2 separate regions of the Homo sapiens genome follow, and region 1 is linked to region 2. Evidence: read pairs that join two places in POLR2A ChIA-PET (ENCODE). Cell type or tissue: HCT116. All regions are shown on one strand. Each heading gives the region's core, and the rest is flanking DNA. Links, peaks and the distances in the headings are about the cores only.

What was found. ChIA-PET counts read pairs that join two places held together with the same protein. Peaks named below come from ENCODE experiments on the same cell type or tissue, not always from the same donor. Only the 100,000 strongest peaks of a DNase experiment are listed, where the experiment ranks them.
Region 1: POLR2A ChIA-PET joins it to region 2 with 6 read pairs; 5 of 35 experiments call an interaction of 5 or more read pairs at or near these places.

The regions. Positions count from the first base shown.
Region 1 is chr1:162,071,174-162,078,606 of GRCh38, forward strand. The region is part of intron 1 of NOS1AP (nitric oxide synthase 1 adaptor protein); the gene reads left to right. Among named protein-coding and RNA genes, the nearest start is that of NOS1AP, 5.2 kb to the left of the region's middle. In HCT116, for the core only: no CTCF peak of the experiment used is centred there; DNase peaks (open chromatin) are centred at 3,488 and 4,868; H3K4me3 peaks cover 955 bases; H3K27ac peaks cover 923 bases; H3K27me3 peaks cover 1,193 bases.
Region 2 is chr1:162,247,265-162,254,697 of GRCh38, forward strand. All of the region lies in intron 2 of NOS1AP (nitric oxide synthase 1 adaptor protein), which reads left to right. Among named protein-coding and RNA genes, the nearest start is that of MIR556, 92 kb to the right of the region's middle. RefSeq lists an enhancer at 2,208-2,869. In HCT116, for the core only: no CTCF peak of the experiment used is centred there; no DNase peak of the experiment used is centred there.

The sequences.
Region 1 (7,433 bases), core at 865-5,864, 180 kb before region 2:
CCTCCTCTGTGACGTAGAGAGACCCAGGGACTTTCGGCACCTACAGTGTGCCTGTAGGTGGAAAAGTATTGTCCCTCTAAGTAGGCTGGGTCTTGCTGGTTTTGAAAACGTTGTACTTTGGATGTGGCGACAGTTTGACTCTTTGTTCTCTTTCTCTTTCTTGATGGTGTACGTGCAGGCTGTTAGCATCTCACGAAAGGATTATTCCATCAGGTGTCTTCTTCCTTCAATTCACACATTTTTCGAGTATCTGACATGTGCCCAGTGTGGTCAGTTTCTTTAGATTTTTTTCTTTCTCATGTATATGGGTGAATTGGTGAAGCTCACCTTTTTTTCCCCCTGAATAACCTTATCCCAGCCATATTTGCTGGAGCTAGGAGAACTGCCCCGCTTAGTCCCCCGAAACATTAAACCCTGCCGTGGAATGCAGAGCTGAATTACTGGGTATGGCTGGGACAGAGTGGGGCTGCAGCCAAGATCTTATCTTAGTTCTCTCATCTCTCAGAATAGACCTGGTCGGTGGGTCTAAGATGGGATGCTTGGGTTAATTTTTGCCCAGGCCTGTTGATTTGGTGAGCAGAGGTTTTTATTTTAAAGTATGAGTTTTCATCAGGGTCATGATTTAATTTTCTTGGACATACATAAACTGGGAAATTGGCTTGTGTTTTGTTTGGTTCAGCAGTACCCTATTTTACAAGTAAGAGGGTAAGAAGGGAGATAAGATTTAAAGTGTTTTTAAGGCTAAGCATGGTGGCTATTGCCTGTAATTCCAGCACTTTGGGAGGCCAAAGTGGGAGGATCGCCTGAGCCCAGGAGTTAGAGACTGCAGTGAGTTATGATTGCACCACTGCACTCCACCCTGGGTGACAGAATGAGACCCTGTCTCAGATAGATAGATAGATAGATAGATAGATAGATAGATAGATAGATAGATAGATAGAAAGTGTATTTTAAGCCTTTTTATTTTATCACAGTTCAGTCCTCTGCATTTGGTCCCTAAAACCTAGTGTGCATAAGAATAATCAGGTGAGGGGGTTAACAAGTTTGAGTCTTGCCACACCCCAATTTTAATTTGATACATCTTGGGGGAGCCCAGGACTATGTACCTTTAACGAGCATTCCAGTTGATTTAATGCAGGTGATTGTGGCCAGACTTTGAGAAATATTGGGCTTGAGGGTTGCCTCCAATTTGCTGGATCTTACTCTCCCTTTCCCAAATGTACTGTTTCTTTTCTAAGCAAATGTCTGGGGGCTGTGTGATGTAGTTCCTATAGTAACTTCCCTGGATTCACAGGCAGTGGTGGTCAGTGAAAGGAGAGGGAGCCGCAGTTGGTTCAAGCTGTTTTCCCAATGCAAATGAGAAATAGGGGACCAAGGATCCTTCTTTGAGAGAGGTGAGGCAGAGAAGAAAGGACAAAAGCATACGGTAAGGGGAGTGGTGGAACTTCTTTGGGCAAAGGCTGACTTTGAGGACCAGGTCCTAACTCCCAGATCTTTGTAATTGATGCTGCACCCTGGCACATTCAAACACCATGTTAGTCAAGACCTAAGCAGAGGTGGAAGCACGAGCTTTTCTGTCCTACATGCTCCTGGTAAGAGCCTTCTCTGGCTGTTTTCCACATCCCTGCAGAGCAGTGTCTATGCAACTGCACAATCACTGGGATTTCAGGGTTAAATCCACATCGCAGTCTTCCCTTGTTTTGGAAAAATGCAGGCTGGAAAATGCAAATGTATTATTGTTGCCTTGTCGGGTACCCTTGGAAAATGAGTGCAGCTCTTTCTCTCCCAAGGGCTGGCAGTTTTTCAGAATCAACATTGGATTGAGTGTTCCTTTGGAAGTATGCCACTCATTTTCAGGGTTCTGCAGAGATTGAAAGGTGTGGGGTTAGGATCGAAGGGCATCTGGGTGGCAGAGGTTCTGTGCACTTAAAAACCCATGCATTTAGTTATCAAGTGCAATCCCAGATTTTTTTCACCTGCAGTACCTCATTTAATTCTCACTACTTCCCTAGGAGATGGGTCTCCTTATGTCTATTTTATAAACGAGGACATAGGCTCAGGGAGGTTGTTGCGTGCCTTAGTGCTCACAGTTGTGTATGACAAAGCCAAGATTTAAGCCTGGGGCTTTGACTTCAGACTCCCAAATCCAGTGCCTTTTCATTCAATAATTTTTATGGAATATTCACTCTATGTTGGCCACGGGTTTGAGTCACAGCTCTCTAGTGGAGTGTTCTCAGGTTGCTGGCCTCTAGAACTCTGGTACAGGAAATTATTCAAACATTTATTTATTTATTTATTTATTTTGAGATGGAGTTTTGCTCTTGTTGCCCAGGCTGGAGTGCAATGGCATGATCTCAGCTCATCACAACCTCCAACTCCCAGGTTCGAGTGATTCTCCTGCCTCAGCCTCCTGGGTAGCTGGGATAACAGGCATGCGCCACCATGCCCAGCTAATTTTGTATTTTTTGTAGAGATGGGGCTTTCTCCGTTTTGGTCAGGCTGGCCTCGAACTCCCGACTTCAGGTGATCTGCCTGCCCCAGCCTCCCAAATGTTGGGATTACAGGCGTGAACCACTGCGCCCGGCTCAAACTTTTAATGCTTGGCTGTTTCCAGATTTCCCTTTGGGCTGAGAGCTGCTTGCCAGGGAAACCTGTTGTCTGTGTTCAGAGTGGGTACCTGGCTTACTGACTGATGCTGGTGGGTGGGTAAATCTCACATGCCCTGAGAGCCTGTGGCTCCTTAGTAACTGCCTCCTGATCTCCCAGTATGTCTTCCTGGTGGCCAGTGCCATCAACTGACTGTCTCTCCTCTCTTGGTGAGAAAGAGACTTTTAATGCTATGGGTACAAAGGATAATAAGAGTATTAATAATAGTTATATCTTATATCTGTAGGTGATTTTTGATTTGCATTGGACTTCTACATACAAAGACTTTTCCTCTTATAGAGACAGGCACAGGCACATTAGTGTTATCTCGATTTTTCAGACCAAAAAATGGAGATCAGAGAGATTAATTTGTCCAGAGTTGCAAATTGGTGTATCAGTTAATGATATTTATTGAGCACTTACTATGTGCCATACATTATTCTAGCCTCTGCCTCACTTAATCCTCACACTCCAGGGCTTTTGACTCCAGGTCCATGGTTCTTTCACCTCCTCCAAGGCTCACTCAAACCTGAAGTATTAATAGTTGCTCCCTTTGTAGTCCTAACACTCATTGCCTAGATTGTTCCCTTATATCTGCGTGTATGATACAGATGGTCAGAACTGGAAAGCACCATGGCTCATCTAGTACAACCCCCTCACCCCATCATTGTACAGATGAGGAAATTGAAGTTTGGAGGGGAAGTCATGGACCCAAGGTCACATAGTCAGATAATAACAGAACCAGGACTTATCCCTGGTTCCCTGGCTTCAAACTGGTTTCAGTTATCCATCACTTCAAAACAAACGACCTCAAGACTCAGTAGCTTGAAACAATAACTGTTTAATTTGCTTATGAATCATGGCTCAGGAATTCAGGCAGGGCTTGGCTGGGCTGTTCTTCTGTTGCTTATGGCGTTGACTGGATCACTCACTTTGCTGCATTCATCCACAGCTAGGCTGGAATGTTCAAGAAGGCTTCACTCATATGACTGTGCCTTGGTCGTCCTTCATGTGACTATTCTCTTCACTGGCTGGCTTGGATTTCCTCACAGCATGGTGGCCCTTTTGTTTGGCAGCTGGTTTTCAGTAGGGGGTGTTCCAAGCAGGAAAGCAGAAGCTCTTAAGGTTGGGTCTTTCTGAGTTACATAGGGTCACTTCTGCCACATCCTGTTGGTCAAAACAGGCTATTAGGGAAGAGACATAAGCCCTACTTCTTGATGGGGGAATGTCAAGTTCACATTGCAAGATTGCACGTGGGATGAGAGATATTGCTGAAGCTGTTTACCACACAAAATTCTGTTTTTTCCTCTCTGCATATATCTTCTCTGGTGATATGGAATGTTCTTTGAGGACCTTGCCTCATGCCTTGGTGTATCTCCCCCTCCCAAGCCTCAACATCAGGTACAAACATAGTCACAATGAAAAATTGTCAAGTGGAAGAAATGACCAATTGTGGAAAGTCTGAAAGCAGTAAATATCATTGCTGAGTGATTTTGTGGCTTGGGAGCATGTGGTCAGATTGAAGCTGAATTCTCTGGCTATATTTCCTTCCTTGCTACCTGGCTTCATTGGTTGATGGTTTCCCTGATGTGGATTTTAGAGATTCCAGTAACCTCAGCAGGATATCTGTGGATGCCTCTTAAACATACGGCCATGAAGGCCTCCAGATGAATGACATTTGGTCACCGTAAATGGGGTATCCCTGACTCGTCTGAGCCTGCATGGCATGGTACAGAGCTCTCAGAACCATTCCACTATACACTGGGTGTTTATGTCCCCTTTCTCCCTTCTCTCCACCCAGACTAAGGGTCCTGTCTTCCAGGGTTCTGGAACAGTAGCAATTCAGATTAAGGGTCTGATGTATTTTCTGATGTCATCATTAAGGAGGAGACGTAGTTCACTTTCTTATGCTTTTCCAGATGCTTTTAAAAACACTTATCTTCTGCCCAGACTACTTTTTTTTTTGGTGGGGGGCAGTGAGTTCCAAAGATACAGTACTGCTCTGAAATGACACCTATTTTATTTGTCCTTACATTGCTCTCAGATGTCCCAGTATGTTCCTCCACACCTGGTATCTTGGGATTTGATGGACAAATCTATTTCCACGTTAGCTGTACATTTCATGATTTTATGGCTTTCAGTCGTAGTTCCTTTGCCCACAATGTCCCAGTCCTTTTTAGTGGTCAAAATCATGCAGCCACATCTAATGATGACCTTTGCCAGTTATCTATACTAATCAGGCTTGACTCACTGTTTACTATTGCCTACTCATAATGCAGCTACTCCCAAGACTCAAACTTTCAGAATGCTTTCGCTGGCTATAATTACCTGCCTTCCCTTTATACCTTTGTTGCCTTGAGGATGCTCTTAGCTCCTCAGTGACCTTTTTGCTGCCCTTGTCCTGCTGTCTACCCTCCCCAGCAGCCTGGGACCATGCCCATGGCCGTTCCTTCCTGCCTTTTTGCCCTACCCTGCAAACTTGATCTTTGCTACTTTTCTTCTTCCTTTCTGTTTTTGGAAAAGACCATTTATATATTTTCTTTGGAGAATGTCTATTCTGATCCTTTGCTCATTTAAAAGTTGGATTGGCTTTTTACTATTGAGTTCCCTCCTTTCTAATAGTTTTATTGAGATGTAGTTCACATACCATACAATTCACTAATTTAAAATGTATAATTTAGTGATTTTTAAGATATTACAGATCTGTACTACCAGCACCACAGTCAATTTTAGAACATTTTCATCACATTAAAAAGAAACACTAGGCTGGGCGCGGTGGCTCACTGCTGTAATCCCAGCATTTTGGGAGGCCAAGGCGGGTGGATCACTTGAGGTCAGGAGTTCAAGACTAGCCTGGCCATCATGGTGAAACCCCATCTCTACTAAAAATACAAAATTAGCTGGGCATGATGGCACACACCTGTAATCCTTACCCCCTGCGTCTTCCCAGACCTGAACAGCCACTAATCTACTTGCTGTCTCTAGATTTGCCTATTCGGGACATTTCATATTTATGGAATTATACAATATGTGGTCTTTTGTGTCTGACTTCTTTGCCTTAGTGTTGTGTTTCAGGGTTCATCTATAATTTATCAGTACTTAATTCCTTTATATGGCTGGATAATATATCATTGTATGGATATACCACATTTGGTTTGTTCATTCATCAGCTGAGGCACATTTAGGTTGTTTCCATTTTTGCCTCTTAAAAATAATGCTATAAACATTCATGTACAAGTTTTTGTGCAGGCATGTTTTTATTTTTATTTTTTAAAATTTATCTTGGGTAAAAGTAAAATGGCTGGGTCCCATGGTAACCATGTGTGACCATTTGTGGGACTTCCAATGTGGCTGCATCGTTTTACCTTTCCACCAGCAGTGTGTTCATATCTTCACCAATGCTTGTTGTCTGACTTTTTGATTCTAGCCATCCTCCTGGGTGTGAAGTGGGATTTCATCATAGTTTTGATTTGCATTTCCCTTTTGAACAACATAGAATGTCTCCTCATTCCCTAGGAAGCAGACTCAGAGAAAAAAAAAAAGACCATCTTTTCATGTGTTTTTTGGCCATTTATATATTTTCTTTGGAGAAATGTCTATTCTGATCCTTTGCCCATTTAAAAGTTGGATTGGCTTTTTTACTATTGAGTTGTAAGAGTTCTTTATATATTCTGGATTCAAATCCCTTATATAGATTTGCAATATTTTTACCCATTCTGTGGTCTTTTCACTTTCTTGGTATTGTCCTTTGAAACACAAAGTTTTAAATTTTGGTGAAGTCCAATTTTTTTTCTTTTTCCCTCATTTTGAGATCCATCTGCCTTCCATGTCCTGTTAGTCTGCCCTTGTCCTCTTAATTATGCCCTTCACTCCCCACCCCCACCCTGGCACAGTTACATCTCCTGGGCACTGGCTTACTCCTCCCTGCCTAAGAGTATGCTATGGCCTTCCCTGTATGAAATACCTCTTCTTTCCACCTCTTTCTTTAATTAACATGTTGTCTTTCTCCTCCTTTCACAGCTAAGCCTTGTGAGAGAGTACTCCACCCTCTGCAGTATCTCAGTCTTCATTCAGTCCCTGGCCACTTCCTTCCAACTTCTGTCCTGGCTGCTGTACTGAAATTGCTCTGCTGCCCCCTTCTCTATCCTCATCCTTTTTGACTTTTCTTCCTGAGCTGCCTGTCCTAGTCCTCTGTGGAATGCCTCATTGGGCTCTCTGTGCCTGCTTGCAGTCAGCCAGCCCCTTGCCCCTGCCCATACCTCCTTCTTTTGTGGCTGTTCTACCTCCTCCCTTTGCCCTCTACTGTGAGTGCTCCATTCCCTCTCCTTTGGATTCTATCTACTCCCACTCTTCTGTTATGCAGGCTGCTGGCTCTCTACTTCAGTCCAGACTCCACATCTTTATGCGCAGCTTCCTGCTGGTCATCTGTACCTGAATGTGTTGCTGTCCCTATCACTCAACAAGCTGGAAATCAAATTTCTCTTCTGACTTCATTGTCTTTTAACGACCCCACCATCCTCTTGGGCACATGGGCCTGACACTTTAAAGTACCCCTTGTATTCTTTGATTTAACAGCCAACTCAAATTTGCTGTTTACTGGGTACCTATGATGTCCAGGCTCTACTCTCCTGTACCCCACATCAAGTTAGGTGCCAAATCCTCTTGAATGTTCCCAGTGACATCCATCCACCCACCCTGGCTGGTCCATCACCCGTTCAGATGCTCCACCCCCTCCCCTGTTATCAGGGCCATCAATAACCTTCTGAAGGCCTCCAGTGTCCCACTTG
Region 2 (7,433 bases), core at 1,559-6,558:
TCAGGAAAGATGCTCTGATCTAAGAGTATCCCAACAATGCACAGCAGTGTTATTTGAAAGAAAAACATAAATAAGGAACTTTTGCAGAACCAGAGGGAAGGAACTGCATTCTCTTTTCTCTGCCATATCCGGTAGCACCTGAATGCCTCCTTTGTCTGATTCCCAGAGTTCCCAGGGTTGAGTAACCTTTCCTGGAGCACTGTAGGCCCCACCTGGCAACTTTGTGAGTGCTTATTTTGCAAGATGAGTTCAAAGTTTATGTTGTCTTTATAAAGGGTCTGAAAGATATGGAAGAGACTTTTTGGACTGGGGTAATAGCAATATAATTTCTACACTTGTTTCTGTTTCCAGACTCCAGAGCTTTCAGAACTCCCATTTCTACATGTATCAGGCTTGAAAACTTACCTATGAAAATAATTTTTGTCCCGTCCCCCCCACATTGTCCTCCTTCCATACCTACTGTGCCAGAGAGCCTTTCCTACAGCTTCAGCATCTTATTCCCTATTGAAATGTAACTTGCCAACACTACTTTGGGAAGACAGGTCTAATTGTCAGACTTGATTCCTGCACATGATCTGATGGCCTTCATGAGAAAGAAGGCTGTGAGGACATATATTCTATGTTATCCACAATTTCAAGGTCACAGTAATTGGTTGGATGCCAACTTTTCAAACAGAGCTGGATGACACAAAAGGATTTACTATGGTTCTGCCTGGAATAATTAAAATCAAAAGCTGGTCGTGTGTGGTGGCTCACACCTGTAATCCCAGCACCTTGGGAGGCTGAGTTGGGAGGATCGCTTGAGGCCGGATGTTCAAAACCAGCCTGGACAACACAACGAGATCCCACCTCTAATATATATATATATAAATCAAAAGACCTTTTTTGATATGGGTGTGGCATTTTAGGTAACTAACAAACACCATGGTGTTTGACAAGTGATAACATAATTTATTGATAAGGCTTTATCCCATATTAAGTACACTGGCAGTTACAATCCCCATGAAGTAGAAGAGATAATTGAGACTCAGGCATGTGAAGTGCCCAAGGTCTTGCAAATAATAATTGATGATATTGACTTTCAAATTCTGATCTTCTGACTTGATGCCAAGTCTAGTGTGTCTTCCATTACCCATATGCTTTTCTATGTGTTATTTATGGAACTTTTTAAATTTACCATAATCTTCTCTCATTAGATTAAAAAATCAACTCTTTAATGGCAGTGGCTATTATGAAGTAGCAGGAAAAATCAGAAGGACTTCTAATATGCTCCGCTTTTACCTGAAAAAAGTTTGCAGCAGAGGAGAGGGGGCAGAGAGCTTACATCAATTTCCTTATGACCCTTTAGCCTCAGGGGTTATGGCCTGGACCATGCTGATGAGCCTCACAACTGAATGTTTCTCTAGAGATCCTAATTGACAGGGTCCTCCAACAGATGAGTGTCGGTCATTCTGTATGCCATTTTATTCACCCCAACTCCACCAACACAAATAACAACAAACCATAAACATTCATGTCCCTAATTCATTTCCTTTGGAGATTAGAGGTTTTGTTATATACACCATTAAAGTCTTCGGGGACCCATCTCAATATGTTTTTTTCATCTTGACTTAAATCCAACTCTTCTTGTTTCCTTCTCCATCAAACCACAGCACCCCCCCCTTTCCTTTTATCAAGGGGTGATGGACAATAGATGATAGCAACAGTTTCTATGGTAACAGCATCTGAGTCATCTCCTTGGAAACCTGCATAAAGGCCTTCCATCTCCAGACCAGCTCAGTGCAACTTTGAAGGCCTTTGTTCCCTTGAATGGATCAGCGTGGGGGAGCAAGCTCTCCCGGGGTTTGGCCACTGCAGTTTCCTTTGGTTCCTGATGCCCATGGCACTTTGGATATAGAGTTGGATTCAACCAAAGGTGGGGGATGGTGGGACCTGGAGTGCTTTTCTCAGCCTAGCCCTTGGCCAGAATGCATTGTCCCTAGTCCAGCACCAGATACCCTGCAGATTTAGCCAATAGATGTCTCACTTTTTAAAATGTCCATATGACTCAGCCAGGCTCCCACAGTGACCATCTATGGATCAAAATAAAGCAATGTCTCATGTGAACACAGATGAGCTGGGTATTTTAGTATGGTCACGAAGAGAATCCTGAAAGAGGGCACCATGGGGCAGCTTGTAAGAATCCCTTTCCTTATGGTGTCTTTCAAATGCAGCAGTTTTGTTACTTCAATGAAAGCAGAATGGTTTCCAGTGGCTAAGAGGATTAATTCTCTTGTCATCATCCACACCAAATAAGAATCACAAACATATCCATTGTACTGCATATTTTGGAGATCATTTTCATATACATGAGCTCAATTAATCATCTATTCAATGGTTGAATATGTGTTAATTTGAAACCTACTATGTGCTGCATAGGGTATTGAAATTTGGGATACAATCATGAGAAAAACAGACATGGTTCCTGCTCTAATGAAGTTTACTTACAGATAAGAAAAACAAGTGCTAATCAGATAATTATGCATGAGTGTAAACATTCAACCATGATCTACTCTGAAGGAGAGAGTCCAGTGTATCAGTGGGCACGAGAGGGGGATTTGACCAATGGGGACAACTTCCCTGAAGAAGTGATAGATGAGTAGCAGTGAATGGGCCTTTTGCAGATGAGGAAGTAAAGACTTTGTAGGTTGAAGAGACATCCCTATGTCACAAACTGCTAAATGACTAGTCCAGCCCTGGAATGTGAACCCAGGAATGGAGCAGTCAAATCCCATGCCCTGTCTGTTCCCTTGTTCTGACTCTCAGAGCACTGCCTAGAGTCAGTCCTAGACCAGGTAGCCAAGGAGTGCTCTCCCATTTCCCCTTTCAGGGCTTATGCTGTCTTCAGAAAGGTTCCTCCCAGCTTCTAGGACCAAACCAAATGCCCATTTTCCCGAGGGGACAGTTCTAGGAATTTTCTGTTTATACAGACATCCTCCTCCAAGGTGTTATCTGATCATTGAAGTTAGCCTTCCTAGGGATGTTGACCTTTAAATATAGCACTCTAGGAGGCTAAAAGTTTTGAAGTACCTCTTCCCTCTAAAAAAGGATGGAGATAGGTTAAAAAAGAATATCCACTGATAGAGTATAGGCTTTAGGAGAGAGATTGTTTTAGCCAACATTTGGAAGCAAAACAGCAGCAGAAGCAGGCGAATCCATTTCATTCATACTCTGGGCCTATCTGGTTCCCTGTGGTTACATCTCCATTTAAGGGGCAAAGAAAGCTGTATTGTCTCCTCCTCAGAGGAGTGGGAAAGCCCCCCTCCATAGTCATTGAGAATAAGTGAGTCAGGCAGGGGAAAGTGGGGTGGGGTAAAATGGGACCACCCCCATGCAGCAGTTGAGGGAGCTGCTGTGTGCACAGCCCTATGGTGATGCAGTGGATGTCTATATTTAGGCATTTGCCTACTTGTTACATTTTTTTAAACAAGAACTTAAAGGTGGCAGATTCCCCCTGGCATGCGAAGAGTGTGTGAGACTACCTTTCCACCTATAGCTTGAGTTCTTCCTCCCTCTTATCCCTTTGTGGATACCATTATCAGCCAGACACCTTTTTCTTGAGCTTTTGTAACCCAAAAGCTAACCCTTCTGCCTCCTGCCTTGACGTCCCAAGCATACTGGAACTTTGACTCTTCCCTTCCTCTCTGGATCACTTGCTGTAAAGGCACACCTTATCATAGCCCCACTGGGACTGCCTTGCCTGTCATACTTCCAGGGGAGGAGACTTTAGGTATTACCTGCTGTGCCCTCTGTCCTGAGCTTTTTTGTTTGTTTGTTTGTTTGTTTGTTTGATAGTGTCATGAGACCACTACCACAAAAATAACCTGTTTATCTGTAAATTCCTTAGTATGAACTCAGCTAATGCCTGTGGCCTATGAGCTGTGTGAATAGAGGTAGTCTGAGTACAGCAATATGGTGTCATGCCATCTTTGGCCTAAACAATCCTGCTCTCCCACTAGGCCCTCTCAGCTCATGTCCTGCTGTCTCTGTCACATCTTCCCTGAGTTCTTCAAATTCCCGCAGCCCCTGATCCCCATGCCATTCACTTGCCATCATTTTCTACTACCTTGTCATTATGAGTCAACGTTTTATGTGTCCTTGTCCTGTTTCTTCAGAGAGAACATGCAGATCATCTATTACTGAGCAAAAGGGGCTCATTTCCCAATGTACTAGAAGCTAAACACTGTGACACTGGGTTTTTAAGAAAATAAAAGCTTTATATTGAAAGTTGACTCCCAAGGAGACAGGAGTCAAGCTCCAATCTGTCTCTTCAGGCTGGGTTTATTTAAAATATATATATGTGTGTGTGTGTGTGTGTGTGTGTGTGTGTCTGTGTGTGTGTATAAATATATATATATGTGTGTGTGTATGTGTGTGTATATATACACATACATATTTGAGATAGGGTCTCACTCACTCTGTCACCCAGGCTGGAGTGCAGTGGTATGATCATGGCTCACTGTAGCCTTGAACTCCTGGGCTCAAGTGATCTTCCCAATTCAACCTCCCACGTAGCTGGGACTACAGGCATGCACCACAACACCTAGCTAGTTGTTTTTTTTTTTGTTTTTTTTTTTTTTTTTTTTGTGGAGACAAGGTCCCACTATATTGCCCAGGCTGAACTCAAGTGTTCCTCTCTCCTTGGTCTCCCAAAATGTTGAGATTATAGGTGTGAGCCACCACAACTGGCCCAAGGCAGTATATTTATTAGAAAAGGTTCAGGGGGTAAATTCTTTTTTCTTTTTGTTTTTTTTGAGACAGGGACTCATTCTGTTGCCCAAGCTGGAATGCAGTGGTGCAATCTTGGCTTACTGCAGCCTCAGCCCTCAACCTCACAGGTCCAAATGATCTTCCCACATCAGCCTCCTGAGTAGCTGGGACTATAGGTGTGTGCTACCATGTCCAGCTAATTTTTGTATTTTTTATAGAGAGGAGGTTTCACCATATTTCCTAGGCTAGTCCCAAACTCCTGAGCTCAAGCAATCGGGCCACTTCCTCCTCCCAACATGCTGGCTGGGATTATAGGCATGAACCACTGCATCCAGCCCAGGGGGTGGATTCTGAGATTAATGGATGATTGGTGGAAGGAAAGGGGAGGTCTGGAAATTCCTTGGGCATGCACAGTTATCTCTGCATGTTGCCTCATGGATTGCATGTGCAAATTCAAGGGGAGGTAGTATGAAGCATGCAGTAGAAATTCAGGCTGTGAGGTCAGCAAGCCCATTCTGTGCACTCTAATTGGCCATCTTGGTTCCAATAGATTTCAGTAGTTATTTTATCTCGTAAGTGGAGGGAGCTTCAGCAAGTTGTTTCTTTAATTACCTGCCATCTTGTGAACTCAAGAATTTCTATTAATCCCTGGTTTCTTTAACTCTTTGGGGCACAGTTTCACATATGTGCATGGACCATGCTTTCTCTTATATTGGTGTCCCTTATAGCTGTGTATTCAATATAATAGCCACTAGCTAAGTGTGGCAATTTAAGTTTCAATTCATTAAAATAAAATTAAAAATAAAATTCAGTTTTTTGGTTGCACTTGCCCCATTTCAAGTGCCCAGAAACTGTATGTTCAGCAGCTATTGTATTGGATAGCACAGGTATAGAATATTTCCATTATTACAGAAAGTTCTGTTGGGCAGTGCTCTTCTATAGCACTTGGTATATGCTGGTACATGCCTGGTGCCTAATTGGTCTCTGCTATGGTTTGAATGTTTGTCCCTAACAAAACTCATGTTTAAATTTAATTGTCACTGTCACAATATTAAGAGGTGAGACCTTTAAGAGGTGATTAGGTGAAAAGGGCTTTGCCCTCTTAAATGGATTAATGTCATTATGGAGGGAGTGGGTTTGTTGTAAAAGGGCGAGTTTGGCCTCCTCTTGTTCTCTTTCTCTCTTGCCCTCTCCACACTTCTTCCTTCCGCCATGGGACGATGCAGCAAGAAGGTCCTTGTCAGATGCCAGCACCTTGATATTGGACTCCCAGCCACTAGAACTGTGAGAAATTTCTGTTCATTATAAATTATCAGTCTCTGATATCCTGTTATAGGTGCAAAATGAACTAATTCCTCAAGAAATATTTACTGCTTGAGCCTTCAAGTTAAGTCTGTTTCTCATGGGTGAAGCCAAGGGTGGTTACAGATATAGAAGAAAACTTATACTTTGCCCAATTCAGTTATGAATTGTCAGAGAGAAAACATTAGAAAAATGAGGAAAAAAGCTCTCACTTTTCATCCTTAGAAGATCAAAATAAGCAAGATTAACCCTGTCTAGTTCTGGCCAACCACATAAGTGAATGTTTAAGCATTCCCCATAATCCTAGATTTTCTAGCTATAACAGTTTTGTCCTTGACTTCTGTGATGCTGAGATCTAAGGAAATGTCACTCCCTTTGTGAATATAATGATCTTTTGAGAAATGCAGTTTTTTCAACATAAGCAGACTTATCTTCTGGGTTTTTTTTCTTTTAAACATCTCTTGATTTTTATATTTCAAGCCACTTTTTTTCTCTTATAAATGTTTTTGCTGACACAGATGAGTAGTTTAGCTGAAGATTTATCTTTTTTAATGCATGAATCCAGAAAATAAGAAGCAGGCGTATCCTATGACAAGGAAATGATGATTACTATCTTGAGGAGATAATGTCACCTCCTACAGAGGCTACTTAGTGATTGAAGAGGTAAAGGGAAGATAGGATTCCTGCATTCTGGAGTGGTATGGTTTTTGATGACTTGGCTTTTCCATCTGTAAAATGTACTTTAAGAATCATTTTCTTATTTTTTGAGTAATTGTTTTTGATGAAGGATGATGAAACATTTGTATCTTTGTCTCTAAATGCTTTTTAAAGTCAGTGCCTCGTTTCAGCATCTCGCCCTGGGTCTTGACTATAGTAGATTCTTGGTCAATGCCTATAGATTGTTTAAGTCCTCATTAAATGTGCATCATGTAACTGCAAGGCCTTCTTCTTGTATCAGGGGCTATAGTTTATAGAACACAGGCAAAGAGCTGGGATTTCTGGTGACCAGGAGCAGTTTAGGAGGATGCTGTTGGATGGGACTGACATGAACCATTGTGGGTGAATGTGCAAACGTGAGTGTTACCACTGTCCCATGTGACTAACCCTCCCCAGCAGGGGCCAGTGGTTTTAAAGGGCAAAGCCATGGGCCTGCTAGATGATGATGGAGCACGAGAGACATGGAATTCAGAGCTAAAGCTGGCAAGCTGGCTCCTCCACCACTTTGCTGGCAAACATGTTGGCCATTTTAGGGTAAGGAGTGGGAGGCCTTGAGAATCTCATGGATGTGTTTTCTACAGTAGCTAGCGTGTCACAAGAGGATGCGACTGGTGAATGTGTACAAAGGAGAAGGGACATGAGGAAAGTGTGCTCTAAATTAACTA